2 separate regions of the Mus musculus genome follow, and region 2 is linked to region 1. The links are chromatin loops, found by intact Hi-C in ENCODE. Cell type or tissue: left cerebral cortex. All regions are shown on one strand. Each heading gives the region's core, and the rest is flanking DNA. Links, peaks and the distances in the headings are about the cores only.

The links. A loop is a pair of places that touch in the nucleus more often than their neighbours do. Peaks named below come from ENCODE experiments on the same cell type or tissue, not always from the same donor. Only the 100,000 strongest peaks of a DNase experiment are listed, where the experiment ranks them.
Region 2: a loop joins it to region 1, with 14 times the contacts of the local background. A loop is called at or near these places in 8 of 42 quality-filtered maps.

The regions. Positions count from the first base shown.
Region 1 is chr11:14,104,034-14,113,194 of GRCm38, forward strand. The region is part of intron 2 of 4930554G24Rik (RIKEN cDNA 4930554G24 gene); the gene reads right to left. Among named protein-coding and RNA genes, the nearest start is that of 4930554G24Rik, 70 kb to the right of the region's middle. In left cerebral cortex, for the core only: no CTCF peak of the experiment used is centred there; no DNase peak of the experiment used is centred there.
Region 2 is chr11:14,852,229-14,861,389 of GRCm38, forward strand. No RefSeq gene overlaps it. Among named protein-coding and RNA genes, the nearest start is that of Pom121l12, 260 kb to the left of the region's middle. In left cerebral cortex, for the core only: no CTCF peak of the experiment used is centred there; no DNase peak of the experiment used is centred there.

The DNA of each region.
Region 1 (9,161 bases), core at 295-8,294:
ATTCTACTAGTCTCATAGATCACTGTCTTGTTCAGCTATCATCAGAGAAGCTCAGTTCTGTAGTCAATAAGAAGTACAGAGACCCAAAACCATACAAAGTATGAGAGACCTTAAAATAATCAGCCATAATTGAGATATATCCAAATCACTCCCTCCAGGACTTGAAGAATTCTGTGAAATAGGAGATGGAAATATTTTAGGAGCCAGAATGGATAAAGGACAATAATGAATCAAAGCCTTTTAGACCCAACAGAGCTGACACACATATGAACACATGGAGACTGATGCAACATCCATAGGTTCTGCATGAGTCTGCACCAGGTGGGGTTCTAGAGATAAAAGGAGAATTGGACACTCAGACACAGCCCTACTCAGAATCTATATCCAACCCATAACTAACCCATAGCCCAACCTATAATTACCTTAATAGGTAATAAGTATTTTTTCCTCTAAGGGAGTGTGCTGGGACAATAAACCACAAAAGACTGTGCACACAAACGGGAGGTGGGGATACATTAGGAGTAGTAGAGTAAGATCTAACATAACCAAAACGTATTGTTTGGAAATTTTATCACCAATAAAGGAAAAGAGAAAGTTTACAAACTCTTCTTATATAGTATATATAAAAATAAAATGTAACCAGGATGTTATACATATTAGGACATTTTGCTTAATTTGATATATATTTCCAAAGCTTCAAGCACACATCATCAAGGAGAAGTTAGTTACACTGTTTAATAGAAATAACAGAAAGTAAATATTAAAGTAACAGGAACTGTGTTGATTTTTGCTAAGTAGGGTCAGTCAGCTGAGTATATGTTTAAACAAAGGCACCAAAGTGAAAAAGTTTATTTCAGCTTAAGAAAAATTAAAGTGGTTCACTGCAAACAAGAAAGAAAATAATCAGCAAGGCTCAAGCCTATGAAAGCTATGTTTTATGGTTGTAACCAGGAGAGGGATGGTAAATGGGAACAAGGGGAACTTGGCATAGCAGGTTCACTTGAAGTACACAATAAGAATTTCTAATGATTTAACGATTGTGTTACCTCACTCAGGATTTGCCTAAGAATTTTATGAATTCATCATCTTTAATAGCTGAGTTATGTTATATACCATCTTTATCTATTCCTCTGTTGAAGGACATCTGAGTTCTTTCAAGCTCCTGGATATTATAAATAAGACTGCTATGAACATAGTGGAAAATGTGTCCTTATCACATGTTGGAGAATATTCTCGATATATGCCTAGGAGTGGTATAGCTGGGTCCTCCGATCCTATGTCCAGTTTTCTGAGTAACCAACAGACAGAGTGGTTGCATCAGCTTGCAATCCCACTGGCAATGGAGGAGTGTCCCTCTTTCTCCACATCCTCGCCAGCATCTGCTGTCACCTGAGTTTTTTATTGTAGCCATTCTGACTGGTGTGAGTTGGAAACTCAGGGTTGTTTTGATTTGCATTTCCCTGAAGACTAAGGATATTGAACATTTCTTTAGGTTCTTCTCAGCCATTCAATATTCCTCAGTTGACAATTCTTTGTTTAGCTCTGTACCCCATTTTTATTAGGGTTATTTGGTTCTCTGGAGTCTAACTTCTTGAGTTCTTTTCACATTTTGAATATTAGCCCTCTACCAGATGTAGAATTGGTAAAAATCTTTTCCCAATTTGTTGGTTGCCTTTTTGTCCTTTGAACAATGTCCTTTGCCTTACAGAAGCTTTGCAATATTATGAGGTCCCATTCGTCCATTCTTGTTCTTACAGTATAAGCCATTGGTGTTCTTTCTATTCAGGAATTTTTCTCCTGTGCCCATGTGTAAGAGGATCTTCTCCACTTTCTCTTCTATAAGTTTCAGTGTTTCATGTGGAGGTCCTTGATCCACTTGGACTTGAACTTTGTACAAGGAGATAAGAATGGGTCAATTCACATTTTCCTACATGAATCCAATTGAATCAGCCACGTGTGTTAAAAATGCTAACTTTTTTCTACTGGATGGTTTTAGCTCCTTTGTCAAAGATCAGATGACCATATGTGTGTGGGCACAAAAGAACACACATGGTATGCACTCACTGATAAGTCGACATTAGCACAAAAGCTCCAAATAACCATGATATAATTCATAGACCACATGAAGCTCAATAAGAAGGAAGACCAAAGTATGGGTGCTTCGGTTTTTCTTAGAAGGAGAACAAAATACTCACAGGAGCAAATATGGAGATAAAGTGTTGAACAGTGAGTGAAGGAATCACTTGTCAGCCTTTTGGCTAAGATGAAGTGCAGAGAGTGAAGGAAAGGCCATCCAGAGTTGTCCCACCTGGGGATTTATCCCATAGAGTTACCAAACCCAGACATTATTGTGGATGCCAAGAAGTGCATGCTGAAAGGAGTCTGATATGGCTCTCTCCTGAAAGGCCCTGCCAGAGTCTTACAAATACAGAGGAGGATGTTCTGTTCTCAGACAACCATTGGTCTGAGCATGAGATTCCCAATAGAGGAGTTAGAGAAAGGACTGAAGGACTTGAAACACCCTCACAGAAGCCTGGGGAGGGAGGATGTGATAGGGTGTTTCCAGGAAAGAGGGAAACCAGGAAAGGAGATAACTTTTGAAATGTAAGTAACGAAAATATCCAAAAAAAAAAAAAAAAAGAATGTCTAATGATTTTTAAAATAATGATTTAACCAGACCTATTATCCTGTGACAGATAGGCTAAAGGCTAAAAGCCTTTGGGTAAAAGCCTCGGTACGAAGAATAAAGTGATGTGAACTGTTATAGGGTGTTTGCCTTGGTGCACATGTATGTATATGGAGAAGTGGGAGGTATAGGGAAGTGTGAAGTGGTGAATATGTATGAATGAGTTTATGCCAATGTAGGTGTTTTTTGTGTGTTAGTGAGTATTTATGTTAAAAGCATGTATGCTTAAGTTTGTGTGAATGTGTGTTTGTGTGTCTATATAAGTGCTTATGATAAACTCTGTGTGTGTGTGAGAGAGAGAGAGAGTATACACATTAGTAGTGGCTATTCTGTGATATGCATGAGCTCCTAGTAGAGATATGTGGAAGGTTGTCAAATTCAGGCAGGACAAAGTCCTGACCGATTTCTTGCAAGGTAAAATTACAGATGTCTTGAAATTCACTGCTGGCTGGGGCCATGATCTGGTGGATTAACCAAAAAAGGGAGTCCAAATCCCCTTTTCAGACTCTGACCATCCAGACTAGAGCACTGCAAAAAGAAACCTGATACCCAGTCCAGCTAGGCTACCACATGGACATTATTCCTATGACATTCATCTGGATAGAGATTTGTGCACTGAAGTATATTCTTACTCCTTTATCAGAATACAAAGTCGAGTTAGACCATGTTCAGTGTGGCCTACATCTGTGACTGAGTGTGTGGCTTTGTTAGTTCTGGCTGGAGATCCATGAAATAAAGGGAAGCTGAAAGATCACCTACCTGTTTTTGTCCCTAAAGTCATAAGATCTACTATTTGTTTCTCCCTGCTACAACACTGAACATCTAGTTTCTAAGGTATTATGCTATGCCTGCTAGCAAGAACAGATTACATTTAAATAACACTCCTGAATGAAGAAGTCATTAAAAAATTAAATTTAGAGAAATATGTAAGAATGTAATCTTTACAATTCAATAAAATATATTTTAATTTACGTCCTTTTTCTATCATTTTAAATACCTTACTGTAGACCGAACCTAGAACTTATTCCTTACCAGGCTGAGCTATATCTATAGCTGAGCAGTATCCCCAACTGTCTTTTTACTTTTTCTTTTCCTTTCTTTTTTTTTTTTTTTTTTACTTTTTATACTAAAATATGTCAGTAAGTTCTATAGCTAGCTCACTAAATTTTCCAAGTAGGCCTCAATTGGGCCTTGATCTGCTAATCTCCAAACACCAGCTCTCTGTGGCTGTGGTGATGGCCGTGTATCACCTGACTGCCTTAGAAACATTTTAAAGGATAAATTATTAAAAATAAACTACTGGTACATTAAAACTACTTAAGAATGACTGGATTGAAACAATAAAAGTAAAGGGAACATAGTATATTTATTGGCAACTACATCTGCAATGTATGTAGCTAATGATAATTTAATGGGAATTTCCACAAATCAGTATAAAAGGTTTGTGCAACCCACATAAAAAAGACTAAGAAACACTGCACAAAAAACGAGACCAGGATGATTAATGAGCATATAAATACCACATTAATCACAGATTTACAAAGTAAAATCATAAATACCACCATCACCCTCAGAGTGGTGAATCTGTTAACATCAGGCATTATCAGGGAGGGGGAAGATTCAGAAAATCAGGAACCCCATTGCACTGCTGCTGGGAGAATAAATCACTGCAACCACTTTTAAAAAACAGTCTGTCATTGCTTATTGATTCAAGGCATCTCCAAGCTATGTGTAGACATCCCAACACAGGATTTATGCCTTGCAGTATGTTTATGTGTAGAAAATATGCATACATAAGAAGATTCTTAGTACCAGTCTTCAATATAGTTCTTCATGCTAGAAAAATATTATATTCACATTACTTTAATATGGATAATTAAATTATAATGTAGACATTATACAGCCATGAAAATGAATGAACTAGATAGATAAGATAAAGTAGATGCGAATTACACAGAGGAGAAAGGGAGGACTGTGTGAAATACAGAGAGGTAATACTTATTTCTAGTTCAATACCAAGAAACAGAAGGGGATGTAAACTTGTTTGTTGGTATAACATCTGTGATTGTTAATTGTAGGTGTCAATTTGTCTGGTTCAATTTTGATCAAGTTAATTCTTTCGATGAAGTTATTTTTACATAGAGCGATGAGAAAGTTTCTGGAAGAGACTTACAATTGAATCCCTGACCGTTTCAGGAAGATTCATGTCAGCGTGGGATCTGTCCTGTGCCTGGGTAATTCACAAAGAGAGTTAAGTTTCTTTACTCAGGCTCACTGTACCGCTGCCTCATGAGAGATCCTGTTTTGTTTTATAGAGTGGAGGCTGCCACTGGCCCATAGGTTATGAATAATCTGAAGCTAAATGTTGCAGCATAATAGATCACATTGTGAACTCCAAGATTGTGAACTGCAAAAACCTTACTACAGTGTGGCTCATCCCTAGCACACACCTTTAACCCAGGAGTTGTCCAGAAACAAGAGTTAAATAAAGTCAACAATAGGTTAAGAGGCAGAGCAAGCAACCAACTGATAGGGAGCAAACACAAGAAAACCCAGAAAAAGACAGGAGCATCTTTAAGTTGAAGGGTATCTAAAACAGTGTGGACAAGGAGAAAAATCTTTTTTTCTTTGGGGGACATCAGGGGAGTAGAAAAGTCAACTGAGTGTTCCTCCAGCATCACGGTGACAGGCTCTGGAGTCTTCATTAGGTAAATAGAACTTTGAGGATTTTGTTTTTAAAACAACAGTTAAATCAATTGTAGTGTGTCCTTTGACAACACAAGTGTTCACATCTTTATCCTAGAAGTTCTTGCAAAAGTAAATTTCATTAAGCTACAATTGACCACATTCTCCATAAACAATGTAACATAATACTATCTTGACCAATATCACAGTTCAGACAGGGCAAGTTCCAGCCCTAATTATCTGTCCTCTTAGAAACTGAAAGGAAAAGTTATTGTGGATTAAATTGTATTAATTTATTGAAGCTGAAATCAAGCCAGGAAGGTAGGACCCTAATTGGCTTTCTCTAAACCTCATCAGAAGCTTGCCCATTTCAGGTCAGCTTCCTTTGGAAGAGCGATTAGCAACTGACTTCAGAACAAAGCTGGCCCTAAATGCCAATAATAAAAAGTGGCCCTCAGCTGGAGATGAGATCCTTATAATGCTACCTTCTTACTTATGTCACATTCGTTAATTTAAGTTTTAAGGGGAATTAACACAAATGAACTTCTGAGTGTTTTTTACAGTTCATGTACCATGACAGTTCTGCTTTTGATGTTTAATTATAAAATAGAACAAGACTGTGGAGAAGATAACAGAACAACAATGGAACAATTAAGAATTCATCAGAGAACAAAAATTTTGTAAGCACAAACCAAGTAAATAAATACAACACAGACAGTGCGACAAATCTTTCGCCCATGAATTCCTGACCCTGGCAAAAATCTAGAAGCAATATCAGTGGGGCTCATTCTTTATTCTGTTAACCACTCCTTCCTACATGATATATAAGTTACCATTCTCCCCTGCAGCAGATAACAATCAATTTTTCTCTCTAACCATTGGATTGATACTTTATATTTCCTGAGAAATTCCAGGGGGTAAATATTGACACCTGGATGTGATTTGATTTAGTTTTTCCTGATTACAGCTGAGATTGAGCACCGTGTCAAACAGCTATTGATTGCTGGATGATATTTTTACATAAGATTTTTTTTTACAGTCTTTTGCGTCTACTTCTTTCCTTAGTGATTTGTGAGACTCCATCATTAGCTCTTTATCTCTTTCACTGCATACCATTATTTCCTTTCAATCTATGTCTTTTCATTTCATGAGTAGACCATCTTAACTTGAGCAGAATGAAACTCACCTATGTTCATTTTTTTTTTTTTTTTTTTTTTTTTTTGTGATTAGAAACACTGATTGAACGCTCTTCTTGTTGTAAGTGGTGATGTGTAGCATCATCAGATATTTGCTCTCTGCTTTATTATAAATGTAGCATCTGACTATTATAAGCAACAGTTCAACTCATCTGAAGTCTAGTTTAAGCATGGTCCCTACAGAGTCTCACACTACAGATTCTTTCACTCTTGTCCTAGACTCCTTTCTGGACCCCTGAAACAAATACATAAGCTTATTAAGATTGAGTATGTCCATCTCCAACGACTATGGAAGAGATTTTGCCTTCTAGACTGTGACATAGAGAATATTTCTCAAGTGTTTACTTCCTCACATGCTTCTCATGTGGCCCTAACCTATAATCTAAGAGGCAGTCATCTGTTTCCTCTCTATCACTGAGTTTCACTACTTTCACCTTCGGCCACAACTGAAACCTCCCAAAGAAAGTTATCTTGTTTTAAGTATGTATGTGGTCAGCAGAGCACAGTCAGGCAATCTTTGAAATCCATTTACTTTAAAATAAAGTGTTTAGATGAATCTATGAACCTCATTTTACATGAAAAGGTTTAGGGTAATGGGTTCTGTCATCAGAAAGAGAGGTCCCACTTCATGATTTACTAGTGATACCATTTCATTCTTTGTTACCCTATCTCACATCTATGTTAACCTCAAATTCACATTTTCTTTAGAGCTTCTCTCTGTTAATATTGTTTATTACTTTAATGTATGCAATATACTTATATAAATTGTAAAGTTTAACCTGTATGATAACATATTAAATTCTTCTTACATTCATGGATGCTCTTATGGTGCTATAGTAAAATTGAATTATTTTAGCACAATTTTAACTAAAATGTTTCTATTCATGTGTGTCTTGCATCAAAGTGATTTAGGCAGCTGGCTCTTTGTTCTTTCTTTACATACGGGTTGGCATAGTTTGTTTTGTTATGAACACAGATCTTCAGCATACATTTAAATGTGGTTCTCTAATCTGCCTACAAATATGGGGTATGTGTATGGCCTTGAATTCAGGAAAGTCAACATAAACATTATATTAAAACAGTATTTTTGTATGTTTAAATATCATATTTAAATCAACTTGAGGTCTGCAATTCGGAAATTTAAGTCAAAGAATCAAATTGTTCCATTTTTAACAGGAACAATTTATTTTAGTCTATTTTATTTAGTCTACTTTGGGTCAGTTACATAATATCAGAACAATATACTCTTCTTATTACCTAAGAATCTTCATGAGAAGGAGCTAAACCTGACCTTTAGCATACTGTATTTGTTTCTCTGTTTGTTTGAAACAATGACTCAGAGCATACTGAGCTAGAACATGCTATGAATATCAGGTCTTTAATATAAAATTCTTCCTACTTCCTTTTTTTTATTACGTATTTTCTTCAATTACATTTCCAATGCTATCCCAAAAGTCCGCGCCCTCCCCACTCCCCTACCCACCCATTCCCATTTTTTGGCCCTGGCGTTCCCCTACTTCTTTTAAAGTGTAATAAAAATGTGTGAATGTGCAACCTGTGCTTTCTCTGGGACAAAGGATGCTGGTTGGCTGGGGCAGAAGAATCAGCTGTGACTCATAAGGGATGGCAAAGTTGAGGTAAAGACTTCTTGGAGTGTGTTTCCTTGAGATCAGTACAGGGCAGCTATGATGTGGGGGCACAAGGCTGAACTTCAAGCTGTCTGTTAAACACGTAAGATTCTCCCACATGGTACTGGACTTAGCAGCACGAAATCTTCAGGACTGAACAGAATTGGAGAAGCTGAAACCAAAGAAACAGAAAGCTGGCACTCTGTGGCAGGGTCAGAGTCCTAGAAAGGAAGTCAGAGGAGGTCATTGGTGAAGGTATTGTCACCTTGGAGACACTAGGGTATTAGAGGAGCCAGGATGATGTAACATCCACCAAAGACAGTGGCATATGTCTATGAGCCTTTTAGACACCTGCACATTGTAGGTGGTAGAGCCAGATAACGAGAACTTCTCATGCCTTCTAGAGAACATATCAGTAGTAAGTCTTAGCTATTGGAAAGTGTGATTTATTTATTTATTTATTTATTTATTTATTTATTTATGCATTATGTATATAGTGTTTTGCCTGCATGTATGTTTGCAGGTCAGAAAAGGGCATTAGATTTCATTATAGATGGTTGTGGGGAACTATGTAGTTGCTGGGAATTCGGCTCAAGACCTCTGAAAAAGTAGCCAGTGCTCTTAACATCTGAGCCATCCCTCCAGTCACAGTAAACTATTTCCATTCTTTCATTTGGGGGTTTACTTTGATTGTGACTTGCTCTGGTTCATTCTTTTGGAATAGGAATCATGTAACTTAGTTTTATTTATTTTTTTTTTTTAGGGTAAGAGATCTTCGGTTTTAAAAGATCTTTAAAACATTGGAATTTCTTAAAGATTATAGAACTTTCAAAATTACATTGTATTTTATATTACGATAGTAACATGAGATTTGGGGGATTAAAAAAGAAAGAAAAGGCTATGGTTTAAATAGTGATGTGTTTGTGTGTCAGCTTGATAAGGAATGAAGTACTCTGGTTAGTATTT
Region 2 (9,161 bases), core at 633-8,632, 750 kb after region 1:
CATTGGTCTACTTGCCTGTCACTATACCCGTACCATGCAGTTTTTTTTTTTTTTTATCACAATTGCTCTGTAGTTCAGCTTTAGGTCAGGCATGGTGATTCCACCAGAGGTTCTTTTATCACTGAGAAGAGTTTCTGCTATCCTAGGTTTTTTGTTATTTCAGATGAATTTGCAGACTGCCATGTCTAATTCCTTGAAGAACTGAGTTGGAATTTTGATGGGGATTGCACTGAATCTGTAGATTGCTTTTGGCAAGATAGCAATTTTTACTATATTAATCCTGCCAATCCATGAGCATGGGAGATCTTTCTATCTTCTGATATCTTCTTTAATTTCTTTCTTCAGAGACTTGAAGTTCTTATCATACAGATCTTTAACTTCCTTAGTTAGAGTCACACCAAGGTATTTTATATTACTTGTAACTATTTTGAAGGTTGTTGTTTCCCTAATTTCTTTCTCAGCCTGTTTATCCTTCATGTAGAGAAAGGCCATTGATTTGTTTGAGTTAATTTTATAGCCAGCTACTTCACTGAAGCTGTTTATCAGGTTTAGGAGTTCTCTGGTGGAATTTTTAGGGTCACTTATTTATACTATCATATCATCTTAAAAAAGTGATATTTTGACTTCTTCCTTTCCAATTTGTATCTCCTTCATCTCCTTTTGTTGTCGAATTGCTCTGGCTAGGACTTCAAATACTATGTTGAATAGGTATGGAGAAAGTGGGCAGCCTTGTCTACTCCCTAATTTTAGTGGGATTGCTTCCATCTTCTCCTCATTTACTTTGATGTTGGCTACTGGTTTACTGTAGATTGCTTTTATCATGTTTAGGTACGGGCCTCAAATTCCTGATCTTTCCAAGACTTTTATCATGAATGTGTATTGGATTTTGTCAAATGCTTTCTCTGTATCTATCGAGATGATCATGTGGTTTTTGTCTTTGAGTTTGTTAATATAGTCAATTATGTTGATGGATTTCCATATATTAAACCATCCCCATACTCCTTGGATGAAACCTACTTGGTCAGGATGGATGATTGTTTTGATGTGTTCTTGGATTCGGTTATCCAGAATTTTATTGATTATTTTTGCATCGATATTCATAAGGGAAATTGGTCTGAAGTTCTCTATCTTTGTTGGGTCTTTTTGTGGTTTAGGTATCAGAGTGATTGTGGCTTTATAGAATGAGTTGGGTAGAGTAACTTCTGCTTCTATTTTGTGGAATAGTTTGTGAAGAACTGGAATTAGATCTTCTTTGAAGGTCTGATAGAACTCTGCACTAAACCAATCTGGTTCTGGGCTTTTTTGGTTGGGAGACTATTAATGACTGCTTCTATTTCTTTCTTTCTTTCTTTTTTTTAAATATTTTTAATTAGGTATTTTCCTCATTTACATTTCCAATGCTATCGCAAAATTCCCCCATATCCCCCCCCCGCCCCACTCCCCTACCCACCCACTCCCACTTTTTGGCCCTGGCATTCCCCTGTACTGAGGCAAATAAAGTTTGCAGGTCCAGTCGGCCTCTCTTTCCAGTGATGGCCGACTAGGCCATCTTTTGATACATATGCAGCTAGAATCAAGAGCTCTGGGGTACTGGTTATTTCATAATGTTGTTCCACCTATAGGTTTGCAGATCCCTTTAGCTCCTTGGGTACTTTCCCTAGCTCCTCCATTGGGGGGCTATGATCCATCCAATAGCTGACTTTTGGCATCCACTTCTGTGTTTGCTAGGCCCCTGCATAGTCTCACAAGAGACAGCTCTATCAGGGTCCTTTCAGCAAAATCTTGATAGTGTATGCAATGGTGTAAGCGTTTGGAGGCTGATTATGGGATGGATCCCTGGATATGGCAGTCTCTAGATGGTCCATCCTTTTGTCTCAGCTCCAAACTTTGTCTCTGTAACTCCTTCCATGGGTGTTTTGTTCCCAATTCTAAGAAGGGGCAAAGTGTCCACACTTTGGTCTTCGTTCTTCTTCAGTTTCATGTGTTTTGCAAAGTGTTCAGCATCCTTAATCATCAGGGAAATGCAAATCAAAACAACCCTCAGATTCCACCTCACACCAGTCAGAATGGCTAAGTTCAAAAATTCAGGTGACAGCAGATGCTGGCAAGGATGTGGAGAAAGAGGAACACTCCTTCATTTTTGGTAGGATTGCAAGCTTATACAACCTCTCTGGAAATCAGTCTGGCAGTTCCTCCAGAAATTGGACATAGTACTACCAGAGGATCCTGTAATACCTCTCCTGGCATATATCCAGAAGATGTTCCAACTGGTAAGAAAGACACATGCTCAATTATGTTCATAGCAGCCTTATTTATAGAAGCCAGGAGCTGGAAAGAACCCAGATGCCCCTCAACAGAGGAATGGATACAAAAAATGTGGTACTTTTACACAAAGGAGTACTTCTCAGCTAATAAAAAGAATGAATTTATGAAATTCCTAGGCAAATGTTTGCATCTGGGGGGCATCTTCCTGAGTGAGTTAACCCAATCACAAAAGAACTCAAATGATAAGTACTCACTGATTAGTGGATATTAGCCCAGAAACTTAGAATTCCCAAGATATATGGTACAATCTGCTTCTATTTCTTTAGGGGATATCACACTGTTTAGATCATTAACCTGATCCTGATTTAACTTTGGTACCTGGTATCTGTCTAGAAATTTTTCCATTTCATCCAGGTTCTCCAGTTTTGTTGAGTATAGCCTTTTGTAGAAGGATCTGATGGTGTTTTGCGATTTCTTCAGGATCTGTTGTTATGTCTCCCTTTTCATTTCTGATTTTGTTAATTAGGATGCTGTCCCTGTGCCCTCTAGTGAGTCTGGTTAAGGATTTATCTATCTTGTTGATTTTCTCTAAGAGCCAGCTATTCCTTTGGTTGATTCTTTGAATAGTTCTTCTCATTTTCACTTTGTTGATTTTACCCCTGAGTTTGATTATTTCCTGCAGTATACTCCTCTTGGATGAATTTGCTTCCTTTTGTTCTAGAGCTTTTAGGTGTGTTGTCAAGCTGCTAGTGTGTGCTCTCTCTACTTTCTTTTTGCAGGTAGTCAAAGCTATGAGTTTTCCTCTTAGGAATGCTTTCATTGTGTCCCATAAGTTTGGGTATGTTTTGTCTTCATTTTCATTAAACTCTCAAAAGTCTTTAACTTCTTTCTTTATTCCTTCCTTGACCAAGGTATCATTGAGAAGAGTGTTGTTCAGTTTCCACGTGAATATTGGCTTTCTATTATTTATGTTGTTATTGAAGATTAGCCTTAGTCCATGGTGATCTGATAGGATGCATGGGACAATTTCAATATTTTTGTATCTGTTTAGGCCTGTTTTGTGACCAATTATATGACTAATTTTGGAGAAGGTACCACGAGGTGCTGAGAAGGCATATCCTTTTGTTTTAGGATAAAATGTTCTGTAGATATCTGTTAAATCCATTTGTTTCATAAGTTCTCTTAGTTTCACTCTATCCCTGTTTAGTTTCTGTTTCCAGGATCTGTCCATTGATGAAAGTGTTGTGTTGAAGTCTCCCACTATTATTGTGTGAGCTGCAATGTGTGCTTTGAGCTTTACTAAAGTTACTTTATCGAATGTGGCTGCCCTTGCATTTGGTGCATACATATTTAGATTTGAGTGTTCCTCTTTGAAGATTTTACCTTTGATGAGTATGAAGTGTCCCTCCTTGTCTTTTTTGATAACTTTGGGTTGGAAGTCGATTTTATTAGATATTAGAATGGCTACTCCAGCTGGTTTCTTCAGACCCTTTGCTTGGAAAATTGTTTTCCAGCCTTCATTCTGAGGGAGTGTCTTTGTTTTTTTCCCTGAGATGGGTTTCCTGTAAGCTGCAAAATGTTGGGTCCTGTTTTTGTAGCCAGTCTGTTAGTCTATATCTTTTTATTGGGGAATTGAGTCCATTGATATTAAGAAATATTAAGGGAAAGTAATTGTTGCTTCCTGATATTTTTGTTGGGATTCTGTTCTTGCTGATATCTTCTTTTAGATTTGTTGAAGGATTACTTTCTTGCTTATTCTAGTGCCTGGTTTCTGTCCTTGTATTGTTTTTTTTTTTTTTTTTTTTTCTGTTATTATCCTTTGAAGGGCTGGATTCTTGGAAAATAATGTGTGAATTTGGTTTGGTCATGGAATACTTTGTTTTCTCCATCTAAGATAATTGAAAGTTTTGCTGGGTATAGTTGCCTGGGTGACATTTGTGCAACTTGACCTTTTTCACTTACTGCTTTTAATATTCTACCTTTACATAGTTCATTTGTTGTTCTGATTTTTATGTGTCAGGAGGAATTTCTTTTCTGGTCCAGTTTATTTGGAGTTCTGTAGGCTTCTTGTACGTTCATGGGCATCTCTTTTTTTAGGTTTGTGAAGTTTTCTTCTACACTTTTCTCAAGGATATTTGCTGGCTCTTTAAGTTGAAAATCTTCATTCTCATCTACTCCTATTATCCGTAGGTTTGGTGTTCTCATTGTGTCCTAGATTTCCTGGATATTTTGAGTTAGGATCTTTTTGCATTTTGCATTTTCTTTGATTGTTGTGGCCAATTTCTCTCTGGAGTCTTCTGCACCTGAGATTCTCTTTTCCATCTGTTGTATTCTGTTGCTGATGCTCACATCTATGGTTCCAGATTTCTTTCCTAGTTTCAAGAAATGATTCCTTCACTCACTGTTCAACACTTTATCTCCATATTTTCTCCTGTGAGTATTTTGTTCTCCTTCTAAGAAAGACCTAAGCACCCATACTTTGGTCTTCCTGCTTATTGAGCTTCATGTGGTCTATGAATTTTATCATGGTTATTTGGAGCTTTTGTGCTAATGTCCACTTATCAGTGAGTGCATACCTTGTGTGTTCTTTTGTTCCCACACACATATGGTCACTTGATCTTTGACAAAGGAGCTAAAACCATCCAGTAGAAGAAAGATAGCATTTTTAACACATGTGGCTGGTTCAATTGGCGGTCAGCATGTAGAAAACTGTGAATTGACCCATTTTTTTTTTCTTAATTTTTTATTAGGTATTTAGCTCATTTACATTTCCAATGCTATACCAAAAGTCCCCCATACCTACCCACCCCCACTCCCCTACCCACCCACTCCCCCTTTTTGGCCCTGGCGTTCCCCTGTACTGGGGCATATAAAATTTGCGTGTCCAATGGGCCTCTCTTTCCAGTGATGGCCGACTAGGCCATCTTTTGATACATATGCAGCTAGAGTCAAGAGCTCCGGGGTACTGGTTAGTTCATAATGTTGTTCCACCTATAGGGTTGCAGATCCCTTTAGCTCCTTGGGTACTTTCTCTAGCTCCTCCATTGGGAGCCCTGTGATCCATCCATTAGCTGACTGTGAGCATCCACTTCTGTGTTTGCTAGGCCCCGGCATAGTCTCACAAGAGACAGCTACATCTGGGTCCTTTCGATAAAATCTTGCTAGTGTATGCAATGGTGTCAGTGTTTGGATGCTGATTATGGGGTGGATCCCTGGATATGGCAGTCTCTACATGGTCCATCCTTTCATCTCAGCTCCAAACTTTGTCTCTGTAACTCCTTCCAAGGGTGTTTTGTTCCCACTTCTAAGGAGGGGCATAGTGTCCACACTTCAGTCTTCATTTTTCTTGAGTTTCATGTGTTTAGGAAATTGTATCTTATATCTTGGGTATACTAGGTTTTGGGCTAACATCCACTTATCAGTGAGTACATATTGTGTGAGTTCCTTTGTGAATGTGTTACCTCACTCAGGATGATGCCCTCCAGGTCCATCCATTTGGCTAGGAATTTCATAAATTCATTCTTTTTAATAGCTGAGTAGTACTCCATTGTGTAGATGTACCACATTTTCTGTATCCATTCCTCTGTTGAGGGGCATCTGGGTTCTTTCCAGCTTCTGGCTATTATAAATAAAGCTGCTATGAACATAGTGGAGCATGTGTCCTTCTTACCAGTTGGGGCATCTTCTGGATATATGCCCAGGAGAGGTATTGCTGGATCCTCCGGTAGTACTATGTCCAATTTTCCGAGGAACCGCCAGACTGATTTCCAGAGTGGTTGTACAAGCTTGCAATCCCACCAACAATGGAGGAGTGTTCCCCTTTCTCCACATCCTCGCCAGCATCTGCTGTCACCTGAGTTTTTGATCTTAGCCATTCTGACTGGTGTGAGGTGGAATCTCAGGGTTGTTTTGATTTGCATTTCCCTGATGATTAAGGATGTTGAACATTTTTTCAGGTGCTTCTCTGCCATTCGGTATTCCTCAGGTGAGAATTCTTTGTTCAGTTCTGAGCCCCATTTTTTAATGGGGTTATTTGATTTTCTGAAGTCCACCTTCTTGAGTTCTTTATATATGTTGGATATTAGTCCCCTATCTGATTTAGGATAGGTAAAGATCCTTTCCCAATCTGTTGGTGGTCTTTTTGTCTTATTGACAGTGTCTTTTGCCTTGCAGAAACTTTGGAGTTTCATTAGGTCCCATTTGTCAATTCTCGATCTTACAGCACAAGCCATTGCTGTTCTGTTCAAGAATTTTTCCCCTGTGCCCATATCTTCAAGGCTTTTCCCCACTTTCTCCTCTATAAGTTTCAGTGTCTCTGATTTTAAGTGAAGTTCCTTGATCCACTTAGATTTCACCTTAGTACAAGGAGATAAGTATGGATCGATTCGCATTCTTCTACATGATAACAACCAGTTGTGCCAGCACCAATTGTTGAAGATGCTGTCTTTCTTCCACTGGATGGTTTTAGCTCCCTTGTCGAAGATCAAGTGACCATAGGTGTGTGGGTTCATTTCTGGGTCTTCAATTCTATTCCATTGGTCTACTTGTCTGTCTCTATACCAGTACCATGCAGTTTTTATCACAATTGCTCTGTAGTAAAGCTTTAGGAAATTGACCCATTCTTATCTTCTTGTACAAAGTTCAAGTCCAAGTGGATCAAGGACCTCCACATAAAACACTGAAATTTATAGAGGAGAGAGTGGGGAAAAGCCTCTTACACATGGGCACAGGAGAAACATTCCTGAACAGAAAGAACACCAATGGCTTATACTGTAAGAGAAAGAATGGACAAATGGGACCTCATAATATTGCAAAGCTTCTGTAAGGCAAAGGACATTGTTCAAAGGGCAAAAAGGCAACCAACAAATTGGGAAAAGATTTTTACCAATCCTACATCCAGTAGAGTGTTAATATCCAAAATGTGAAAAGAACTCAAGAAGTTAGACTCCAGAGAACCAAATAACCCTAATAAAAATGGGGTACAGAGCTAAACAAAGAATTCTCAACTGAGGAATATTGAATGGCTGAGAAGAACCTAAAGAAATGTTCAATATCGTTAGTCTTCAGGGAAATGCAAATCAAAACAACCCTGAGTTTCCAACTCACACCAGTCAGAATGACTACAACAAAAAACTCAGGTGACAGCAGATGCTGGCGAGGATGTGGAGAAAGAGGGACACTCCTCCACTGCTGGTAGGATTGCAAGCTGGTGCAACCACTCTGTCTGGTGGTTCCTCAGAAAACTGGACATAGGACCGGAAGATCCAGCTATATCACTCCTAGGCATATATCCAGAATATTCTCCAACATGTGATAAGGACACATGTTCCACTATGTTCATAGCAGTCTTATTTATAATAGCCAGGAGTTTGAAAGAACCCAGATGTCCTTCAACAGAGGAATGGATACAGAAAATGTGGTACATTTACACAATGGAATATAACTCAGCTATTAAAGATGATGAATTCATGAAATTCTTAGGCAAATCCTGAGTGAGGTAACCCAATTATAAAATCATTAGAAATTCTTATTGTGTACTTCAAGTGAACCTGCTATGCCAAGTTCCCCTTGTTCCCATTTACCATCCCTCTCCTGGTTACTACCATAAAACATAGCTTTCATAGGCTTGAGCCTTGCTGATTATTTTCTTTCTTGTTTGCAGTGAACTACTTTAATTTTTCTTAGGCTGAAATAAACTTTTTCACTTTGGTGCCTTTGTTTAAACATATACTCAGCTGCCTGACCCTACTTAGCAAAAATCAACACAGTTCCTGTTACTTTAATATTTACTTTCTGTTATTTCTATTAAACAGTGTAACTAACTTCTCCTTGATGATGTGTGCTTGAAGCTTTGGAAATATATATCAAATTAAGCAAAATGTCCTAATATGTATAACATCCTGGTTACATTTTATTTTTATATATACTATATAAGAAGAGTTTGTAAACTTTCTCTTTTCCTTTATTGGTGATAAAATTTCCCAACAATACATTTTGATTATGTTAGACCTTACTCTACTACTCCTGATGTATCCCCACCTCCCGTTTGTGTGCACAGTCTTTTGTGGTTTATTGTCCCAGCACACTCCCTTAGAGGAAAAAATACTTATTACCTATTAAGGTAATTATAGGTTGGGCTATGGGTAGTTATGGGTTGGGAATAGATTCTAAGTAGGGCTGTGTCTGAGTGTCCAATTCTCCTTTTATCTATAGGACTCCACCTGGTGCAGACTCATGCAGACCCTATGGATGTTGCCTCAGTCTCCATGAGTTCATATGTGTGTCAGCTCTGTTGGGTCTAAAAGGCTTTGATTCATTATTGTCCTTTATCCTTTCTGGCTCCTAAAATATTTCCATCTCCTATCCCACAGAATTCCTCAAGTTATGGAGGGAGTGATTTGGACATATCCCAATTATGGCTGAATATTTTAAGGTCTCTCATACTTGTATGGCTTTGGGTCTCTGTACTTCTTATTGACTACAGAACTGAGCTTCTCTGATGATAGCTGAACAAGACAGTGATCTATGAGACTAGTAGAATTTCTTAGGAGTCATCTAACTCCTGTGTTCTTTTAACAGAACAGCATGTATTTGATGTTTTCATACATTTCTGACATATCTAGTTTCAGATTCTTGACCGCCCAAGCAATGTCGGATATGGGATCTATCTCATAGAGTTGACCTTATATAAAATCAGATATTGGTTGGTTATTCCAATGAATTACGTGACACTACTATACCAGTGTATCTTGTAGATAAGCTACCACTGTAGATAGAAGATTTGCAACTTGGCAGGTGTTTAACATTCTCATTGATATCATTCAGAGTGCCTTGCATTACCATGAACACCATTCTATATGGGTGAAGGCTGCAGATACAGACTAGTTTGATATCTT